2 separate regions of the Homo sapiens genome follow, and region 1 is linked to region 2. The links are chromatin contacts, found by Hi-C in ENCODE. All regions are on one chromosome and are shown on one strand. Each heading gives the region's core, a stretch centred on a gene start or an enhancer-like site at or near the end of the contact. The rest is flanking DNA. Distances are from core to core; before and after follow the strand shown.

Region 1 (2,700 bases), core at 196-2,695, 7.1 Mb before region 2:
TCCAGTCCTGCAAACTCCATTCATGGTAAGTACTGTATACAGAGGTACCATTTTCTAAATCTCTCATGTCATAGTCTTTTTACTGTACCTTTTCTATGTTTAGATATATTTAGCCATACATACACTTACCATTGTGTTACAATTCTCTGAGTATAGTACAGTAACATGCTGTACAGGATGACAGCTTACGAGCAACAGGCTATATCATGTAGCCTGGGTGTGTAGTAGATTTAGGTTTGTGTAACTAGATAAAGTTCGCAAAACGACAAAAGCCCCTAATGACACATTTCTCACAATGTATCCCCCCTCCTGTTATGCGATGCATGACTGTACCTGAGAATGTCCTTACCAAAGGTTCCCTGTTTGTTTACTGAAAAAGATAAAACACCATCTTTTGTTCAAATTTACTTACATATGCGCTGAAAAGTAGTAATGCTGTAGTATTATTCTATAGGAATTAGAAATACAAGAGTATTTCAAAACATATTCCTAAAATTCACAAACCTATTGCCTCCTGCAGAATTTTTTTTCAATTAATGTCTGTTGAAAACCAACTGGGGCAAGGCACTGTGCCTCCAAACTTTCCCTCGGGGAGTTTGTATCTTAACCTGGACAACAGGTTAACACAATTACTTCAAGATCTGTGGCCCCACTGTCAGGACACTGGGACTGCAAATGAGGTAGGTAAGAAAGGTGACATTCAGATAAAATCCTTTTCATTTAGGTCACTGTGCGGGACACAAATACGTAGAAGCTCTGGTGAGAAAGTGCTACGAGAACGTGTGGAAGTGGGTAGAGGAAGGCAATAGTATCAAAGAAGCTCTGTGGAAACAGCCAGACGGGCTTTTGGGGAAAGAAATACGGGAATTAAATAGATGTGAAAAGTGGGTGGAAATGAGACGTTTCATGCAGCATAACCGGAAATGAGGGATGAGGTGAGGTGCGACTTGCAGGTGGTGAGGGAACCAAAAGCTAAGGTGGAAATGCAAAAGGCAGGGTTAGTCGTAAGCCTAGAAGTGAACGGGGAGTCCTCCCGCTCTAACGTTGTAAGAAGACACTGATTGCTCAGAAAGGTCAGGAGCAGCGCTGGAGCCACGCGACGAGTGGGCAGCAGCGCGGGTCCCGAGTGGAAGCTGCCTTTTCACTCTCCCCAATCACACACGCTGCAGGGGAAGCTGCCTCCGTCACACAGAGCAGCTGGGCCCCCGGCCGCCCGAACGCGCCAGGGCTCGCGCGTGGGTCTTCTGAGCCACCGCGAGTCAACGCATCTCACCCTGAAACTTTAGGTTCCGCTGCCGCAATTTGAGGTTCCGCTTCTCGATCTTCTTACGCAGGAGTTTCATCGGCAGGTGTGACATTCTGCCCAACAAGTGCCTAGAATAAGGCGCCACACAGTACAGCTACTCAGTTCTCAGGCTGACGTTACTTCCCTTCCGGCCGCACGTGCGCAGCTCGGCCAACAGGAAACGCGTCACAGGAACGCTGGCACCCGGCGGAACGAAAATGCTCCAGAGCGGAAATGCTTCCAGACGCGCGCACCGTGATATCTTTGGCGACCAAAATCTTTGCAGCGCCCCCTGGAGAAGTGGAAGCGAGACGCTGCACTGGCTTCACACTGTGCTAAAGCTAACTTGAGCTCCCCCTAGAGGAAGACTGAAGAAAGAACGTGGAGGGGAAGGAGGCCTTAGGGAGTCCGCATTTTTATGTTCCTATCCTCTGTGGGTGCAGAACTAGAGTTGGCCCTCCCTGTACCTGAATTCCCTGTCTGTGGATTCAACCAACTCCCCCATTGAAAACATTAAAAAAAAAACAATTAAAAATAATACAGTGTGATAACTACTTTCATAGCATTTAGGTTGTATAAGGTATTATAAGTCATTTAGAAATGATTTAAAGTATACAGGATGTTGTGTGTAAAATAAATGCAAATATTACACTATTGTATATAAGGGTTTTGAGTATCCTAAGATATTGGTACCCATAGAGGGTCCTGGACTCAATCCCTTGTGGATACTGAGGGACAACTGTATTTGGGAAACTGAATAGAACTAAATTATATATATGCATTTCCAAACTTGTTTGGCCACTCTCCTCAGAAATACAATTTCTGTGTCACTTGGTACACATACACACATAAATATAACATTTCTCAAAATAATATTCTTGCTTTTCACTCTTTTTCCTTCAATTCCATTCATTCCATCCTAAATTATTCTTTTTAGCTTACTAAAAATACTGATTCCTATGAATTTAAATTAACTTTACTACATTAATAATAGGTTGACTGCAGTTTGAAAAAGAGGTTTATATATTCCTTAAGTATACCCAAGGACCCTTCAGCAGTCCAGGACAGAAATTGCAATGTGGCTAGCTAATAGTCATCTCTTTTTTGGGATGGGGAGGAAGACAGGGGTATGCATATAGTATTTAATTTTTAAAAAAATTGTTATCAACATTAAAATACTTGGAGATTTCCATAAAAATTCATATTTGTCTTTAAAAATTGGCCCAATGCCCTCAAATTCCCCTTAACAGTAATCAATTTGAGCTGAACAACTGGAAGAGTCCATGAAACCTGGATTAATTTGTTTACTTGGAGGGGCAGAACATGAGACCCTGGAGATTAGACCTGATCATAGTGAGGAACAGAGAGGGAGAAAACTTGGGAGGGAGTTTAAACAGAATGTGAAGGAATTGACT
Region 2 (2,700 bases), core at 115-2,614:
TATCTTACTTCTGTTTCTTTCTAACTTTTTGCTGTCTCACTTTTCTCCTGTCTTATAAACTAGGGAAAAGGGGAGGTGGTGGAGAAGAAGCTGGGAGGGACAACAGGAGAAGTGGTGGTCTCATTCCATAGTATAAGCACATTTTTTCCAATAAGTCAACCTTAGCTTACTGTAACTTTTTCACTTTATAAACTTAGTATTTTAACTTTTCAAAAAACAAACAAACAAAAAACAAAAGAAACATCAGCCTATTACATATTTCCTCTTTAGACATCTGGACTCCTCTACAAAGAGGTGTCTATTTTTGATTTTATGGTGTCTAAGAACTTGGTCTCCCAGAGTGCCCTGTCCCCCAAAAGATGTTCAAAGCTGGCATTCTATAATCTACCCAAACTCTTCTGCTTTTGTGTTAATTACAGCTGGCTGCAGAGAGAGTCCAGTCCCGTGAGCCCCATCTTCCGCTTGAAGCTGTTTGACAGGTCCCCTGTGTGGCTCAGGGCCCAGCCTTTCAGATCAGTTCAATAAAACCCAGGGGTCTACTCCAAGGACACTAACCCATCACTTTCCAGTGCCTCGTATAATTACGCAGCCGACCCTAGAACGCCCTCCCCGCCTCCACGTCCCCTCTACATGAAGGCGCTAAGCCCAAAACTCCTCAGGTTTTTCCACAGGCCGTCGTCACTCCCTCTTTGCCACGGCGTTTGAGATTCTGGGCTAAGACTATTGGTTTCAGCATCTGGGATGTTTTCTCACAGCCGAGGACGCTGAATAGAAAACTGCCAGAAAGCGGGAGGGGTCCCCGGCAGCAGGTCCCGTTTTTTCTCCCCACCTGCCTCCCGGGTGCTGCGGCTTCCGCCACGACAGTCTCGACCCTGCACACGGATTTTTTTCCTCCGTTCCATGAACCAAACATAATGATTCTGGTTTACATATTTAAGCGAAGGGGAGAAGAAACGCGACTCTCAGGACCCAAGGGCTGAGGCAGGGTTTTTCTGTCTCAAAGACCTCCAGTTAAGACATTTTTCTCCTGCAAAGCCTTTCCTACAATGATGGCTTAATCGTGTAATTATGTAAACCAGTCACAACCTGGATAGCTAAAACAAAAAAACCAATTCCCTACGCCCGAGCCAAGCCTGCTCCCCCTCGCCGTGCCGCATCCCAAACACCCCGCGCTCGCTCAGCCAACGGCCAGGTTTCGGTTCAACCGAAAACCACGGGAAGTGGGAGGAGCTACTGGCTCAAGGGAGGGAGGTGGGACTTGACCTCCGAGCAACGGCCCCGGTGATTGGCCAACCTTCTGCCGCCGCCACCAATGGGCAGGCGCCCTGAAACGTTCGGCGAGCCGACTGCGGCTGCGCGGGGTATTCGAATCGGCGGCGGCTTCTAGTTTGCGGTTCAGGTTTGGCCGCTGCCGGCCAGCGTCCTCTGGCCATGGACACCCCGGAAAATGTCCTTCAGTAAGTGTCCGTCTGGTGGGGTGGGGAAGCCCAGGGGGCTGGGGCGCCTGGGGTTCGGGCCCGGCCCGCCCCAGACCTGCCTTCTTTTGCCCCCTTCGCCCCCTTCCTGGGTTTGGAATGTGTCCCACCCAGCAAGGCCGTGGGCTGCTTGAGAGCCGGGGAGGGCTCCGGCACCTTGGGTTCCGCTGAGGCCCGGCGCTTGTCCGCCCATCTGCGCCGCGGTGGCCGTTTGGAGCAATCTGGATAATTCGTTAGGCCCTCAGAGCTCTCGTTTATTCTTTGTAAGGAATCCCCTCCTGACAGTTCAACCTAACAAAAATCCTGAACCTTGTGTTTAGATTTTGTGATACGTTTTCAAAGTCACGTATTTAACAATTCGACTACAGTAGGGAACGAATTTAAAGTTGCTCTCCTATCCATAATCTCACTGCTATTTTTTAAAAGTCTTTGAATACAGGGTACTTTAAGAAAAAAAAATTGAAAAAAAATAGCTTTGCTCATTATTGAGTGATGTGTGCCAACCTGCTAACATCACTCACTTTTTACTTAAAGTTCCCACGCCTTTGTTTTATGACTTAGATGATTTACCCAGACTGTTACTTAAAGGCATTTAAAACAATTAAGTCATAGGTTCAGGAAGTAAAACTGGTCCGTTTTATCAGTTCTTTGCGATCAGAAGACCGAGATTGTTAAATGCAGTCAAAACAAAAATCCATTTGCTCTAAGACTTTTTCTGTAACCTTCAACCTAGCCAGCAAATTATTTTCTTTCAGAAGTCCCCCGCCCCTTTTTTAAAGGTAAAGCAGATATTCCTGGTCCTGTTTTGACTTACTAAAGATTAATGTGCTTTAATGAACTGGATGTTTTACTATTACAGTGCATTTAGGTCATTTTACTAGAGAAATGTGGTTGGTGTTAGAATATGAAATGTTTACCTTGGGCGAGCCTACTAGACATATTTTGGAAGAAAGGTTCTGAAATAGGGATTTGTCCCTCTGCTATAAGACATGAGAGACATTCAAACTTCAGAATTATTATTTTTTTTAGTTTTAAAAATAAGCAATGCGTTTATATGACTAAAAGAAGATTTAGAACAGTATTTACCGAGAACTCCTGTACCTGACTACTGTCCCACTCTGTCACATGTAACCGTTTTTCTAGTTTCTTTTTGGAAATATAAATATTTACATTATTATAATATATTAAATGTCTGCACGTTTGTATACATTTTTTGCCTTTACCA

The links. Hi-C counts contacts between places; a loop is a spot of excess contacts on that map. Pooled maps may share reads with other maps.
Region 1: a map of CD8-positive, alpha-beta T cell shows a loop between it and region 2 (21-fold over the local background). The contact joins the promoter of DDX18 here to the promoter of BUB1 in region 2. A Hi-C loop is called at or near these places in 2 of 168 maps with a recorded cell type or tissue (CD8-positive, alpha-beta T cell and naive thymus-derived CD4-positive, alpha-beta T cell), 1 of 37 single-sample maps with no recorded cell type and 8 of 50 pooled maps.

The regions. Positions count from the first base shown.
Region 1 is chr2:117,813,436-117,816,135 of GRCh38, reverse strand. It overlaps DDX18 (DEAD-box helicase 18), which reads right to left and starts at 1,445. Exons shown (of 14, transcript NM_006773.4): 1 at 1,274-1,445. The coding sequence starts at 1,358. RefSeq lists enhancers at 588-1,123, 1,199-1,248, 1,269-1,318, 1,449-1,578, 1,124-1,661 and 1 more.
Region 2 is chr2:110,676,727-110,679,426 of GRCh38, reverse strand. BUB1 (BUB1 mitotic checkpoint serine/threonine kinase) reads left to right here and starts at 1,364. Exons shown (of 25, transcript NM_004336.5): 1 at 1,364-1,457. The coding sequence starts at 1,432. LOC105373554 (a long non-coding RNA gene) reads right to left here and starts at 1,215. Exons shown (of 2, transcript XR_923189.4): 1 at 830-1,215. RefSeq lists enhancers at 345-434, 695-754, 267-1,187, 1,188-2,108 and a silencer at 1,265-1,664.